2 separate regions of the Homo sapiens genome follow, and region 1 is linked to region 2. Evidence: chromatin loops called from intact Hi-C (ENCODE). Cell type or tissue: dorsolateral prefrontal cortex. All regions are shown on one strand. Links, peaks and the distances in the headings refer to the core of each region. The heading gives the core; the rest is flanking DNA. Region 1 overlaps AJAP1 (adherens junctions associated protein 1). Region 2 has its middle 150 kb from the start of LINC02781.

Region 1 (8,328 bases), core at 174-8,173, 48 kb after region 2:
ATGCTACCGCATCCTCATCTGTGCAGATGACACATATCAGAAAGTGGTAGGATGGGGCGGGGGTACCCGCTGATCCAAAAATGAAGTCGGAAAAACACCCAGTGGGAGCTCTAGAATTTTTCCAGCAGCTGCATGCATAGCATGCGGCCAGACCGGCTCCGTCATCGTCATCGTTGGAGCTTAGCAGAAATACAGATTCCCAGGCCCACCTCTGGAGACCTGGAATCAGGGTCTCGGGGTAGTGTTTGTGAACGTGGGTTTTCAGAGCTCCCCAGGTGAGGTCAGTGACTGCCAGTCCTGGGTCCATTCCCCAGTTCTTCCCAAAGACAAGGGTGCGGCTTTCTCTCTCCTGAATCAACTGAGCCCACCGCAGTGATTCTGGTTGGGACTGGGGAGGAGGGGCCCCAGGTGGGACATGCCTGCCTTCTGAGGGACACATCCCAGGAGTGGACAGCGAGGCTGGCAGGCCCCAGAACAGCTCCTCCTGCACAGCACTGCGTCCCTGATCATCAGCACTGCGTCTCTGATCATCTCCAGGAGACTCAGTGTGCCAGAGTCTACTCATTTGAAGGTAGAGGTGAGGGGCTGGATCTTTCCCTGGACCCCTCTGCACCTGGACAAGAGGCTGGGCCCTGGGCGTCACCTTCCTGCTTGCTGCCTCCAAATGACATCCGTGTGGACAACTCCATGAGGCTACAGTGGAGTGTCCGCTCAGCTACTGTGGGAAGACCAGCTGCTGTGGGCACAGGGTTCACTGCATGTAAAGAAAGGAGACATCCTGGCCAACATGGTGAAACCCCATCTCTAGTGAAAATACAAAAATTAGGCATGGGGGCGCACACCTGTAATCCCAGCTACCTGGGAGGTTGAGGCATGAGAATTACTTGAACCCGGGAGGCAGAGGTTGCAGTGAGCCGAGATGGCACCACTACACTCCAGCCTGGGCAACAGAGTGAGGCTGTGTCCCACAAAAAAAAAAAAAAGAAAGAAAGAAAGAAAAGAAAAAAGAAAAAAAAAAGAAAGGGGACGTGCCTTTGGGTTAGCGCCAGATCACTCTTGGTAGCCTTACTCCAGCTGTGCCCCACCCCTGCCCACCTCTTCCACATTCCCCGGATTTGGGGAAGAGGGGCTTAAAAAATGAAGTAATTATTACAACACAGAGAGAAATATCCCTCTTATATGTCCATCTTGGTAATTTTTTTGAAAGTTAAAAAATGTAGAGACGAATGCTGTATGATTCTACTTACAGGAAGTACCAGAGCTACCAAATCCACAGAGACGAAGAGTAGAATTGGGGGCCAGGGGATGGGGGGAGACGGGGAGTGAGTGTTGAGTGGGTGCGGAGTTTTAATACGGGGTGACGGAAGGAGGTGAAGAGCTGGCTTGTGAAGATGCCTGCACAGGACGGTAAAGGCACTCATGCCATTGAACTAGACACGCATAAATGGTTACATGGTAATTTTTTTTTTTTTTTTTTTTTTTTTTGAGACTGTCACCCAGGCTGGAGTGCAGTGGCACAATCTCAGCTCACTGCAACCTCCGCCTCCTGGGTTCAAGCGATTCTCCTGCCTCAGCCTCCCTGGTGGCTGGGATTATAGGCGCACACCACACACCCGTCTAATTTTTGTATTTTTAGTAGAGATGGGGTTTCGCCATGTTGGTCAGACTGGTCTCAAACTCCTGACTTCAGGTGATCCGCCGGCCTCAGCCTCCCAAAGTGCTGGGATTACAGGTGTGAGCCACCGTGCCTGGCCTAAAACGGTAAATTTTATGTTACATATATTTACTACAATTACAATTTTTCTTAAAAGGGAGATAAAAATCCTCGGGCCACCAGAAGCTAGGCTTCGAGACCCTACACTGGGTCCCGGTGTCCTGGGACTGTCACCGGTTGTAAGCTGCTGTCCCTGTGTTCCCTGATCATTGATTACTCACAAGGCCAACCTTTTGCTCTGGAATGTGTTCAGGGTTGGACCGTAAGTCATATGGCTGCCACCTTAATAAGAATAGTTTCCTGCCTGAACTGTGGCCCCGGCTGCTTTCCAATCCTTAATCCTGACCTTAAACAGGAGAATAAAGGCCGGAGGAGCAGCTTCCAACCATTGCGTCTGTCTGGCTGTGCTCCGGAGGTGTTCCCATGTAGACTTTATCCTGCCACTTTCCCATGTGAAAGTCTCCCGTGTGAAGGTGGAGGCGGAGCTTACAGCGAGCTGAGATCGAGCCACTGCACTCCAGCCTGGGCGACAGAGCGAGACTCTGTCTCAAAAAAAAAAAAAGAAAAAGAAAAAGAAAAAAAGCCTCCTGCACTTCCCATGCTGGCTCATCAGATCCTTCTGCACTGGGTCCTGGCCACCTTTCCACCTCACTCTTCCTCTTCTTCTTCCTCTCTACGTTCCAGCTTCCCTGATTTCAAGTTGCAAATCTCAAGCCTCAAATCCTTCAGGTTTTGGCTGGAAAGAACACCTCCCTGGGGAGGGCCTCTTGGATGCCCCATTCCTTCCTACACACATCCCCTATTTTACTTCTGTCTCCTGCAGCACTTGCTCGGTGACATCTTCGGTATGGGACCATCTGCATCGAGCTTTATCTGGGCAGATGTGCAAGGCATCCCCTGCTGGCAGCACAGCCTCCTGAGAACGGGGGTCTCCTGCCCATTCACCACTGGTTCATGCAGGTTCCAGTTCTGTGCCTGGCCCGGAGTAGGGAATCAAAACACCGGATGAGGCTCAGAGACGCGGCAGAGGTGTGAAGCAGTTTTGTCCTCAGTCGCTAAGACCCGTCCCTAATGGCATGAAACAACCTCTGGGGACTGCCTGCAGGTAGATGCTGATGCAGGGAGCCACAGACACGACGTGGAGGATCAACGAGTGGGTGGCAGCCTATGCCAGACATCCCCGGCTATGCAGGGAAGGGAGTCTCTTCCAAGACTACAGGCATCTCTCTCTACTCTGTGTCTCAGGATGGAAAAGAGAGAGAGAGGGAGAGGGGGAGAGACAGAGAGAAGAGAGAGAGAGAGAGAGAGAGAGAGAGAGAGAGAGAGAGAGATGGCGCCAATCCTGCACCTTGAATGACCATTTCCAGAGCCATGCTGGCTTTGTAGAGGGTGGAGAGGTTTCCTGCAAGACCAAGGTGTGGTCACAGCCCCTGGCCCAGGAGGAGGCTCTCATGTTGTCCATGCTCTGCCAAAACTCTGTTGCTCAAACTTCAGCTGCTTGTGTTTTTCTGCGCCACACTTAGCACGTGAGCCTCTCATCTTGGCACTAAGCCCAGAGAAGGACTGAGGATCCCAGGCCAGCTGGGAAAGACAGATAAGGTGGGGCCTGGACCCCATGGCTGGAAAATAACGTGGCTGAAGGTGAATGTCCACCTGAGATTCCCTGGGCAAAAAGGGAAGCTGTATGTATCTTGCAAAGCCATCTTCCAGATCGGGATCTGGGATAAATTCTGCCCTCTGCTGCCTGGAAGGAGATTCTCGGCTGGCCTGGCCCCACTGGGCTGCATGCTACGCAGTGGCGCACTGGGTGTAATGACCACTGTCTGCTTTTGCAAAAAATAAATAAATACATACATACATACATAAAATAAATACATAAATAAAGAGCAAACAGGCTACCGCCAGGTGTCCCCGGGGCAGAGCAGAATTTCTTGACAATCTGAAGTGGCTACTTTCTCTCAAAGTTTTCGTGGTACTGTTCTCAGCTCAGCAAGCACAGCTTCCAGAAAGGTATGGATGTTGCTTTGAAAAACAGGCTCCTTTGAATAACAAAAGTTTGATATTCTATTAATGTATATTTTGGAAGAACAAAGTGGGAAGGCACAGGTACACTTCTTATTTTTTATTAGTGATCAATGTGTTTTTGAAAATAATAATAGTGCATGATTTATTTCTCACTTGCTTCGGATTCAAGAGCTTTTATGACTTTGCAGGCTCCGTTCAGAACGAAGCGGCCTTGGCAAAGGGAAAGAGATCAACATTAACGAGGTTTGCTGAAGTGTACCTGCTGTATGAAAGATGATCGCGAATTAGTCCGAGAGCCAATGCAGGCCTGCTCTCGAGGCCCCCTTCCTTGGAGCATAAAGGCCAGCTTCACTTTGCCCAGAGCAGTCTGGCCCCACCACAAAGGTGGTCTGAGGCCAGAACGTGTTGGAATCTATCACAAAGGCTGAATCTGGGGTGCACATCTGCCCAGGAGCCACTGGCATTCCGGACAACCGCCTGCAAGAAAACGAACTTGGCTGACTTTGGGTCCCAAATGTGCACACGGATTAGACTGAGAAGAAAGACAATGGTGTGGTAACAAACGGCTGCATCGTCATTAAAAATGCATTTGGAGAGGCTTCCCAGCTATGTGAGAGAGAAAGAGCTCCACTGGCTCTTAAACCTTAATTAAATGTTTTAGTATTAATTGCTATTTATTTAGGGACAATAAGTACCCCAGCAAATCTGAGAGATGTTTCTGGCTATTCTGCACCCGACGCTCATGTCCAGGCATTAATTGCAAGATTCAGGGGATACTTAGAATCCCAACGCTTTCATCCTAGTGAGTGGTAAACGGTCTGTCCCGCAATCGGCAACAGAATCTTATAAGCATTTATCAAGGACTAACGAGGCTGTGTGCATAGCCCTCCTGGTCCACAGCTACTTCAGGAGGCCACCAGGAGTGGGCCGTGGCTTCGTGTCGGCAGATTCCCAGGCTGAGCGCAGCTGCCTTCAGTAAGCCTCACGGGCTCTTCTGAACTCTGCGGACGACCTACCTGAGAGCCACAGGGAGGGGGTCAGCTCTTTAGACACAGAGATGTTTCCTTGTGTAAATGCCGGTGGTCCTGAAACAGCTCCTCAGGCACAGTTGGGAAGTGGGGTCCACCTGGGGCCCATCTGGGGGCGCCCATGTCTCTTGCCTTTGCCTGGGGCTGCAGCACAGGGCTAGCCCACCAACAGTATTTCTGGGGGGTCTTCAGTGCCCCATGCTGCTGGAAGGGGAGGACCAGGCTGATGAGACACGAAGGTTTTCTGGGGCAGATGAGTAAATAAAACACTTTTTTTTGCCCTATTTTATCTTTTTATTTTTTTTAAAGTCAGTGCTGCGGGCTCCTGTTCTAATGGAAAAGAAGGATCCCTGGGCTCAGGCCTGTGGAGTAGGCAGGGGATGTCCCGGAGCCAGGCAGCCATCGGGTGATCCAGCCCCACCACTAACAACCTGGCTGACCTCGGCCAAGTCATTTAACCTCCCACTGCCTCAGTTTCCCCACTTGTAAAAGGAATTGCTGGGAGGACTGGGCAGGTAAAAAGTGTTCCATGAGCTGCCGTGCAAACATTAGAAAGCTGTCCCCTCTCCCCTAGGGAGCTGACCTCGGCCAAGTCATTTAACCTCCCACTGCCTCGGTTTCCCCACTTGTAAATGAGATTGCTGGGAGGACTGGGCAAGTAAAAAGTGTTCCACGAGCTGCCGTGCAAACATCCGTATTACGGGGCTGTCCCCCCGAGTTGACCTCTCCAGTTCTGTGGGTCTGTGGCTCTTGGCGGAAGGGAGTGAGGGTCTTCGACTCTAAGGCCTTGCATCTCCCAGGTCAATGAATTGTGCATTAACAAATTTTAAAAATCATAACAGAGATGCTGGCAACCATCAGGACCCAGTCCCTACAGAGGCTTTACCAGGCGGGTCGCGGACTACACTGCTAGCAAGCCAGCTCCCTGCGGCTAGCTTGGTTGGCACTCCAGTAGGGGCTCCCTTCATGAGGGGAGCTGCGGTGAGGCAGACAAAGGCACTGGCTTCTGATGGATGCTCTAGGCTGCACATCCCCCCACTGAATGGTGGGGGCAACCCGCCTCTTACCTGCTGCAGCAAAGGCCCTTGCAGGGCAGCTCGGTTCCCATATTCTAATCTAATTACGTTTCTTTGCCAGTTGGCAGAACATGTTGGCTTCGGGGTAGGGAGTGAGGGCTGGAGATTTGATTTGGAGCAAACATGCAGTTCATTAGTGCCAGGATGAGGAACTGACCGATTCACTCCCCTCTCTGACTGCAGCTGGTTCCCCGCCCCCAGCAAGGTGCAGCCAGCTGAGTCCTCCAGACCTTCCCTGTCCGCGGGCCCCTGAGGACTTTGTCCATTCTGTCCCTCATATCAGATGGTGGGCAAAAAGTAAGAAAAAAATATTTTCAAATATTGGTATTCTATCCTAGAAATACGGCTCCCTACTCATGGAAGGGATCTTAGGTCACCTTTGGAAGGAAGCAAGATGAGGATGCGTAGAAAGCCCAGCGTCGAAAAGAACCATGAAAACAACACGAAAACCTCAGGTCACACCCATGGGCTGTGCTTATAGAATGCATGGGATGTGCAGCCATGAGGGCGCAATGCTCTCTCCCCTCAGCAGCCCGAGTGCTCTGAAGACTCAGCACAGAAGGAGGCAATTTAACGTTAGCATTAAAGTTAATATCACTAAAAGCAAACCAAATGTTCCCATCCAGCAGAGCGTGGAAAATTCATCCTGTTTTGGTGCCGGTTCCTGGCTTCAAATTAGTAGATGTCTCAACTCTTCCCTTTCTTTCTTTATCATTTTCTTTCTTATCTCTTATTTTTATATTTCAAAATTGTATTTTAATTCTGCCTTGCGCCCTCCCCCGATGTAAAGACATGTGATGGAGGTGCGATTCCTGCCTCCCTAGCCGCTGTCCTAATCTCCTCCTGTTGTGGGAAATGAGAGCTGTAATTGTCGCTTGTTTTAGGGAATGACTTTCCCTGCCACGTAGGCCACGCATGTGGTGGCCTTCCTGAGGGAAGGAGTGGCACTGATAAGAATAGTGAGGACGTGGAATCAGGGTGCATGAATGTCTGTTACTATCCTCCCCTGGGACGGGGAGGGCACTTCTAACAAATCCAACATCAAGGTCAAAAGCCCAGCCCCCCCCGCCGGCTCATGTTCAGAGAAGTGATGCCATTGGAAATCCACCCGCCATGTCTAAAAGAGCTCCCAGTGATCCCAAAGAGTGCAGGGGAGGGCAGTGGGGAGGGGAGGAAAGGGAACGAAAACAGGAATGTCCAAAGAGAGGTACCTACCGTGAAACAGACACACGGCGTCTGCCCTGCCCCCAGGAGGTAAAAAAGACTTCGGCCAGTCAGCAGGAGATTTCAAACCATTTCTCAGACACGAAGGCCACAGGAATAAGATGCCGATCAGAAGAGGAGGGTCTGCGGTGAACAGAAAAATGGGCTTTGGCGTGCTGGTACTTGACCATGACACATGATAGGCAAGCCGGGGCAGGCCTGTGGTGGGGACTGGCTTCTTGAGAAAGGAAGCACTAATGTGGACTCCTGGCCTTGCCAGGAAGGGACCACCCCCCACATTCCCTGTGGCTGGGAGAAGTCCTCACACACGAATGCTTTCTACCCTGGGAGGCTTTGGAAGACACAGACTGAGGGATCTGGGCACACGAGCACTTTGCTGCACAGGCCGGAAGGCTGTGCCGTCTCCACATTTTCGTTTTTGAATTTGCAGGATTAGCCCAGAGCCTGGGGTCTCTGCCTCTGATGGCAGATTTGACCCACTTTATTGCACATGACAGAAAGGATAGAACCTGGCTCCCAAAATGTCTCGCCCATATTTTGTCACCTTTGAGACTAAGCTACCATTTCCCAAGGCCAATGAAACCCAACAGAGCATGACCTTGGGCCAAAAGGCAAGAACTAGTTCCATCCAATGCCTCCATGCCAGGGCACGAGAGCACCAGCTGTGCGAACTCTGCTCTTGGACAGCCCCCCACCCCACCTCCCTGCATAACACAAGCACAGAAGGTGGGAAAAGTGAAGCAACAGAGGCCAGCCCACGGCCCTCTGCCCTCTACCCACACGGCCCAAGCACTGGCTGGCCCAGATTCACGTCCAAGCCAACATCCACATATTCAGTGAAACAGTTTGGAAATCTGTTAGCCGGTTATTTGTGAACTTAGCCTTCTGGAAGGCTGAAATGGCACCCATGAGCTCCCCAAATGTCTGAGTGTAAAACCACTGAGGTTTAGAACAACAGTTCTGAGGTTCTGAGCGCCACTGTCCTCCTCCAGAAGGGAAGGGAACGTCTAAGACAGAGAATATCACAGATGGCAGAATGCAACGTGGACATGCAAGAAGAGGCGTGGCCAGAAGGTATTTCAGGAACATCTGCTCATTCTAGCCAACAGGACAAAGACACATTAACTATGGATGTGGCAGCCCCGGCAGTCCTCCCTCTCCAGGGCCCCTGAACAAATCAGCAAACAGAACGAAAGGGAGCATGCAGCCAGCCCTTTCTAAAACAACTCGAGTCCAGTCACCTTGCCCTGGGTTCCAGGGG
Region 2 (8,328 bases), core at 25-8,024:
TGTTCTGTGGTCTGATCTTCATGACAGCCAGAGAAGGTACAAAGAGCTGACTTTCTTACTGCCTTGTTTTACTTGCTAGGAAACAGAGACAAAAGGAAGGAACTGACTTACCTGGGACTTATGAGTGGGGACGAGGTGGAACCCCAGCCAAAATCACACTCACCCCCCACTGCCTCTGAGAGTCCACGTCACCAGGAGTTTAAGCCCCAAACCATCTTGACTCCTTCTCCAATATTTTCTAGCTCTTCTAATATTCCGTTACTTAAATAATGACGAGTTCTATGATGATTGCATTGCAGTATGTTTTCATAAAATCCACAGAGGATATTGCAACCGCAAGTGTTAAGCCACACCTTTTTCCAGTCCAATGTAACGATCCTGAGGAATCTTTGTCCCCCAGATGAACGCATTTATCCAGTTTTGGTTCTGCTCTGGAGGAGGTGGGAGGAGCTCGCTGTCCACAGTCGGTGGCCTCTCGCTTCCCCCTCTTAGGTGTACCCTGCTTTGTGTATCTGAGGGAGGTGTTGCAGCATGCCCTTCTTAAGAGCTGAAGTTTCAGGGAGACAGGGCTTTACTTCCAGACTCTTCACGGTCTAAGAATTTGCAGGTGACGGTTGTATTCTACTTGTCAAATGAGTTCTCCCAAACTCTCACAGGTTTCCATTATGTTTCAGGCCCACAGAATCATAAGCACAGGCCTCATTTTCACATGAGGCTTAAGCCTGAATCTCCTCTTTCACATTCAGGCCTCTGTGCTAGGCTCATCCCCTTCTGAATGACAGCTTCTTTGAGACCTTCAGAAACCATAGACGTGGGTGGGGAGTTACAAGGCCCTCAATCTGCCCTTTTCCCTTTATCCTGGCTTTACAGTTGGACCAGGAAGTATTAATAGCAGATGCTTGCTCAAGGCCAAAGTGCCCACTTTCTATCCCATTGTGTGTGGGTCAAAAGGTGACGCTCTCAAACCAAGGCCCAGATTTCTGAACACTCAGTCCACCTGGCGGGTGGGCACCAGCAGAGAGGCCTTCCCTGAGCAGAGCTGTCCTTCTCTCTCTCTGCCAGCAAAGCAGTTGGCTCTTGTCTCCTGGACTTCGCTAGAATCAACAGGAAGCTACCTACCCATTTTCTGACTCTTTCCACCCAGTTCTTCCCCAGCTTGTGGCTGACTGTCACTGGCATTCCAGCAATCCTAAGATTGTATGGAGGATGCTCTGAAGCACCCCAGCCTCCAGCTTGTGAGGCCTGGGTCCTCACTGCCTGCTGTCTGACAGACAAGCCCTGCATCCTTTTGGTTTATGTATGGCAGTTCCATTTCTGGTACCCATTGCTGTACTAACGAGAGAACACTCTGCACAGGGCCCAGACTAACAAAAGTAGAGCTTTCCCTCCCATGGTCTAGCTCAGATGTAAGCAGCCATGGCCCAAAGGGCAACTGTGACTGCTTAGCTCCCAACATCCTCCTAGGGTCACTGGGATGCACCAGGCCTGGGTGTTGCCCAGCCCAAGGAGGAGGAAAAAGGACCAGGGAGGGCACAGCTACACCCCAAAGGGAAGACCCCTGGAACCAGCACACATCATTTTCAGCTGCACCTCATGGCCTGGACTGAGCTCACATGACCTCAACACACGTGAGAACGCATAGGAAATGCAGGCTTCGTATGGGCAGCCACAGCCATCCGCCCAGCTGGCATGGAAGATGCCAGGACTGAAAGAAGGGAAGACAGGACCAGCAGTCTTCCCCAAGTGACCCAGGGTGAGCTCTGTCACCTGAGCCCCAGCGAGGAAAACAGCAGCACTGCTAGTGTTGCCACGCAGAGTAAAAGGAGACCATCCCCGCGAACAAGCAGCACGGTGCCTGCCGCACTGCAAGCGCTCACAAATGACCGCTGTCTTCACCACCAGCACATTTGCTAGTAACATCAGTTTGGGGAAAACGCTGATGGGAGCTGTTAGCACCTGAATCCCAGGACCAGAGCTAAGAGGAGGACGGCTCACTCTCACAGAGCCCCGGCTGTCGTCCTGGCAGCATGACGTCCCAGAGAAGGTAGACGAGGGGTTTACTTCTGCCTCCCTGTGGACTTTTCCCTATGGGGTGGTAGAGCTTTGCCTTCCTGCATGTCCAAGAGTGTGCAAGAGTGTGTGTGTGTGTGTGTGTGTTTAGTCAAGACATATTGTTCTCTCTCTAGGTTAGAACATGAAGCTTCCCGAGAGGTCAGGGAAGCTGGTCTGTAGGTGAAGGCATCCACACTGCCCAGCCCTTTGATCCTGCTTCGAGTCCCGCTTCTGGCTGGAAGAGGCTCCTACCCTTTCTGGCTGGGAGAGAGTTCAAGTTTAAGAAGGAACCTATGGGTGGAAATGAAGAGACACCCTCTCCAACATCCCGCACTGGAGCTGTGACAACCCCTACACCCCACACATGAACACCCCTGCCCAGGTTGTTTGAAATGCTTGTTCTCCGGTGCCATAAAAAAATAGCACTTGAACATAAATTTAATTTATTTAGTAAGGCCATTTTTACTTCCTGCAGAAAGGGTACACCCACCAGCAGTTTTGCCACCAGAGTACACCGAACAACGGAGTCAAGTTATTTTGTAACCTGACGCGTCCACCCTGCTGCTGTGAACGGTTTCCATTGGCTGGAATGGGACCCCTCACTCTGTATTTGTCCTGATTGGCTAGCAATTTAGAACTTTTTAAAAGAGGCAAAGGTAGAGGAGAACAAAGGAAGGAGAAAGTAACTTGTGGAATGCTGAGAAAGACAAAAACACTTTTAAATAAGGAAGAGGAACAAGCTATGACTTAATGCTTGTTGGACCAGTATAAGCATGCCAGGGCAAATATTTAGGCTAAATTGTGGGAGCTAAGAACATAAAGTACATTGATTTCTTTATTACGGCTAGCAGATATTTAAGAATGTTAGCACAGGTCTTTGAATAAATTTTGCTTTTAAGAGAAGTTACTATTTATTCCTAATTAGACAGGGAGGAAAGTCTTTGAAGAGGAACCTCTATTTTACTTTTTACAAGGTGAACACCAACCCTCACAGGGCCACCTCTACATATCCACACCATTAGTGATGGAGACACAGACATTCCATGGCCCCATGAACACCCCCGCCCAGGTGAACACCAACCCTCACAGGGCCACCACTACATACCCACACCATTAGTGATGAAGACACAGACATTCCGTGGCCCCAGTAACATGCTCACCAACACATGGTCACTGACGGAACTCCCAGACACACTCTCCACACGTAGTTCCGCACACACTCTCGCACTTCCATGACAGCAGCACAGGGATACACGTAACCGCCCTGTGTATATGGCTCACCTGCACACAGCCAGGACAAACTCTTGGCACACCCTCTCAGCTCGGGGTGAGGGGGATACCCTTTTGCAACATCCCTTTGCTTTTCGCCAGAAATCACACTCCAAACCACAACTTCATCATCCTCCATCAATAGGAAGCAATCTCAGCCCATCAACCTGTCTGTGCATTGACATTTATTGCCAGTAGGTGTCAGGCAGATATTATCTGCTCCTGCCTGGCAAGCAGCCCCTTTGGAGTCAAGTCCCCTATAGGGGAGAGATGTATTAACGGAAGAAACAGAAACAGGGGGAAAAAGGAGAGGGCCTTAGGGCTCTTAGCTCCTGGGTGGGGGTGGGGCCTGTGTGGACCTGGGCATTTCAGGCCCCTAAGTTAATACAGAGCACGCCTGTGGGCAGGTGGCAGGGGCTGGGCATGGCTGGGATCAGGAGTTGTGTGTTACCACAAGTGCACAGTGAGTGTGATAGGTATGGTGAGGTGAGGGCATCCCCATGAACCTGCAAAGCCCTGTTGAGAGTGTCTGTGTTGCAGGGCGAACCCCAAAATTTGGGTTCAGCCTGGGAGGCCATGTGGGTTCTTGCTTTCCTACAGGAAGAAATTCAAGGGCCAGCCAATAGAATAAAGTGAAAGCAAGTTTCTCAAGAAAGTAAAGGAATAAAAGGGTGGCAAAGCAGCCCCAAGGGCTGCAGGGTGACCATTTTGATGGTTATTTCTTGATCGTAGGCTAAATAAGGGGTGGATTATTCATGAGTTTTCTGGGACAGGGGTGGAGAATTCTCAGAACTGAGGGCTTCTCCCCTCTTTAGACCATGTAGGGTAGCCTCCCCACATTGCCATGACATCTGTAAACTGCCTTGGCTGTGGTAGGTGTGTCTTTTAGCATGCTAATGTATTATATTCAGCATATAATAAGCAGCGAGGATAACCAGAGGTTGCTTTTGCAGCCATCTTGGTTTTGGATGGTTTTGGCAGTTTCTGGCTGGCTTCTTTACTGCATCGGGTTTTATCAGCAGGGTCTTTGTGACCTTGCAAACCAGGCCTGTGGATTTCTATCTCACCTGTTCTAGAGGGAGTCATTCTGGTGCAAAGCCTTCTGACATCCATGTGTGCGTGGGCGTGGGTAATTGTACAACCACTTGCAGAGTGCGGGTGTGCAGGCCCTTGTGGCCCCAGAGGTCAGATCATGTGGCAAGCAGCCTGCAGGTGGGCTGGGGTGAGGGCAAGGAGGGGGCTCTTTGTGAGCCTCTAGCTCACTCAGACATGGCTTTGGGGCCTCAGCACACAGCCTGGTTTGGTGTTGTGCTTCCCGCACAGAAAGGACTTGCATCTGATGTTGAGTCTGAATCAAAGGAAGTGGAGGCCCCAGAGCAGGGGCTGGAGGGCTGTTTATGAAAGATGTTGCTGTGTCTTGCTGGTGGCTGCAACCTGAGGCTTCTGAATTCTGCTTTCCATTTCTCAAGATGATATGTTAGCTGCCACTTAAAATATCCCAGACACTCCTCCCTGCTTTAATAACAATCGTTAGACTCAGATAATGGCTATTGATGAGGGTGTTTTGTTATTGTTTGCGGTTTCTTGCTCTTTACCTGGCTTTTATAATAAACCAGGTGTCCTCTAGGCCCCTATGAATTGTGGTAAGGCCCCTTCCTGGTAGAAACCAAACAAAATTCCAAGCCCCCAACCAACTGAATAGACACCCCCTCTTGGCCAAGAGGATCCCACAGAACCCTGAAAAAATAGGTCAGGCCATGATAGGAAGGGAGTAGGGCACAACTTCTTACATCCCCTCCATTTGGAGTTTAGGCACAACTAACTGACCAGAACTAATATTAAAATAGAGATCATAAGATGGACAAAACACTCTTTGTGGCAATAAAATTCCAAATTTCAACCTGACTCTGGTATAGCATCACCTGACAGAGAGCAGACCCTGAAGGAAATCAAAGTATTTTAACCAAAAATATATTTCTTTGACATATTTTGAAATGGCCCTGCAAAGCTGTCTCTTGTGGGGAACATTTACATTCAATAGAGAATTTTCTTCCTTTTCTAGGTCTTTTCCTGATCTAGGAGAGATTTAACTACAGCCTAACACCTTTTAAGTTCCCCAAGGAGACATTTACCCTCCATTCTCTCTGAAGCCTGCTACTTAGAGGCCTGGTCTACATAATAAGAACCTTGGCTTCCACAGCCCCCTTTACCTTAACTCAAGCCTTTCTTTCTGCTGACTTCAGCTCTTAAGGCAAAGCTTAACTCTTTCAACCAACTGGTGATCAGAAAATCTTTGAATCCACCCATGACCTATAAGCCCTCCCCATCCCCTACCCCTGCCCCACTTCAAGATGTCCCACCTTTCCAGGCTGAACAAATGTATACCTTATGCATATTGATTTATGTCTTTGCCTGTAACTTCTGTATCCTTAAAATGTATTGGCTGGATGTGGGGCTCATGCCTGCAGTCCCAGCACTTTGGGAGGCAAAGGCAGGTGGATCACTTGAGGTCAGGAGTTCAAAACCAGCCTAACTGACATGGTGAAACCCCATCTCTACCAAAAGTACAAAAATTAGCTGGGTGTGGTAGTGGGCACCTATAATCCCAAATACTCGGGAGGCTGAGGCAGGAGAATTGCTTGAGCTCAGGGGGCGGAGGTTGCAGTAAACCGAGATCACATCACTGTACTCCAGCCTGGGCAACAGGAGTGAAACTCCATCTCAACAACAACAACAACAAACCAAACAAATATTATACAGGTGTGGTGGTGCATGCCTGTAATCCAGCTACTCAGGAGGCTGAGGCAGGAGAATAGCTTGAACCTGGGAGGCAGAGGTTGCAGTGACCCATCATCACACACATATATATATGTGTGTGTGTGTGTGTGTGTGTATATATATGTACACGTATATATACGTATATATACATATATACATACACGTATATATACGTATATATACGTGTATATGTATATACGTATATAACATCTCAGGAGCTGGGCAAGTGGGTTCAAGCATGCACACTAAGAGGCAAAATGGTGGAGTTTAACTGGTCTATGACTCCTCCTAGGGACATCTGGTAAGAGAAGAATGCCTCAAGTGAGTATGTACACAACTGTAGTAAACACACTGCACATGTGATACCCCCTCTCCCTGTAAGTGCTGGCAGCCACTGTGCATGCGGACAGCCCACCCCAAGGGAAGAATATATATACGTATATATATACACATATATATATGTAAGCTGTAACCCGACCCCCTCAGGCACTTGTACTCAGGACTTCTTGAAACTGTGTGCAAGCCATGGTCACTCATATTGGACTCAGAATAAACTTCTTTAAACATTGTTAATAGAAAAACATTAGACAAATTAAATTTAACAGAGTTTAATTGAGCAAAGAAAAAAAAGAATGATTCTTGAATCGGGTAACCTCCAGAATCACAGCAGATTTAGAGAGACTCCAGGGATGCCTCTTGGTCAGAGCAAATTTATAGATTAAAAAAAGGAAAGTGATGGACAGAAAACAGAAGTGAGATTCAGAAGCAGCCGGATTGGTTACAACTTGGCATTTGCTTTTATTTGAACACAGTTTGAACAGCAGCCTATGAGTGGTGAAAGTCTGGCTGCTGAGATTGGCCGAGACTCAGCCACTGAAGCATCCTCCTAAATCAGGTGTCTAGTCTCGTCTGCTTACTAAGTTAGGTTACGGTTCATCCTCAAGGACTCAAGTATGGAAGTATGGAGGCTTTCTCAGGCCATATTTAGTTCTATTTAACAATATTTTACAGGGTTTGGCCTTTCTCAACACTGGCCTGAGGACTGTGGGCATGTTATGCCACGGTCTCTGCTCGGGGGAGCCCTTGGAGGCTTCTAATTGCAAACCTCGAGTTGTGAGTCTTTTCCTGCTATGTACTTCAAATAATACCCAGCTCCCAGTGAGCACCAAGGAAAGGTCAGCTGTTACTTGGTATTATTGTTCAGCAGTGGCAAATCCACATGGGTCTACAGCAGCCTCAATTCTTGCCTCCTCAGAAGAAAGAATTCAGCTAAGGGGCATAAGGCAGAGGGAGACAGTGAGGCAAGTTTTAGAGCAGGAGTGAGTTTATTAAAAAGTTTTAGAGCAGGAATGAAAGGAAGTAAAGTACACTTGGAAGAGGGCCAAGTGGGTGACTTGAGGGATTCAAGAGCACAGTTCGACCTTTGACTTAGGGTTTTATATGTTGGCATACTTCCAGGGCCTCGTGTCCCTTCTCTCCTGATTCTTCCCTTGGGGTGGGCTGTCCGCATGCACAGTGGCTGCCAGCACTTACAGGGAGAGGGGGTTCCACATGTGCTGTGTGTTTACTAGAGTTGTGTACATACTCACTTGAGGCATTCTTCTCTTACCAGATGTCCCTAGGAGGAGTCATAGACCAGTTAAACTCCACCATTTTGCCTCTTAGTGTGCATGCTTGAACCCACTTGCCCAGCTCCTGAGATGTTATCGGAAGCTGCTGATCATGAGTTTCAGATGTTTCTATCTATTGGGGATACTGCTTTTCCCTGGCACTGGCTGCAACCAATTATTATTTTAGAGAAACAGTTTAACCACTGCTTGACCATCAGTGATTGTTGCCTGATATTTCTGGTTGGGGTTGTAGGGGCCAGGGGCGCTCTCTCCTGCCCTGCGTATGTCTGACCAACTACCTTCGGTAACATTATTATTAATGAATTACAGAAGATAATCTTTCTCTCAATCTCTCTTTCTCTTTCTGTCTCCCCAAACACCATCAAATGATGGGGTGCCTTGTCACCACTGCACGCAGTCATCAGGGCTAAAGCCAGAGGGGAAGAGTCTGGCTTCCCTCATGGTATTAGTCTGGGCCTTAGATGGGTTGGTAGGGTGGAGGGGGTCTGTGAATCCCCTCAAATAGCCCACAGTTTGGGCTCACGTTACCTTCTCTGGGGAGGGAATCCATGACTTTTCTCAAATAAGCAAAAAGTACAAAAGTCCCCAAGAGCCGCCA

What was found. Hi-C counts contacts between places; a loop is a spot of excess contacts. Peaks named below come from ENCODE experiments on the same cell type or tissue, not always from the same donor. Only the 100,000 strongest peaks of a DNase experiment are listed, where the experiment ranks them.
Region 1: a loop joins it to region 2, with 2.0 times the contacts of the local background. A loop is called at or near these places in 3 of 110 quality-filtered maps.

The regions. Positions count from the first base shown.
Region 1 is chr1:4,773,289-4,781,616 of GRCh38, reverse strand. It overlaps AJAP1 (adherens junctions associated protein 1), which reads right to left. Exons shown (of 6, transcript NM_018836.4): 5 at 7,059-7,190. The coding sequence ends at 7,118. Among named protein-coding and RNA genes, the nearest start is that of AJAP1, 120 kb to the right of the region's middle. In dorsolateral prefrontal cortex, for the core only: a CTCF peak has its summit at 3,468 (motif pointing left); a DNase peak (open chromatin) is centred at 3,466; H3K4me3 peaks cover 485 bases; H3K27ac peaks cover 2,563 bases.
Region 2 is chr1:4,821,458-4,829,785 of GRCh38, reverse strand. No RefSeq gene overlaps it. Among named protein-coding and RNA genes, the nearest start is that of LINC02781, 150 kb to the left of the region's middle. RefSeq lists an enhancer at 8,131-8,328. In dorsolateral prefrontal cortex, for the core only: a CTCF peak has its summit at 3,513 (motif pointing right); DNase peaks (open chromatin) are centred at 3,545 and 3,802.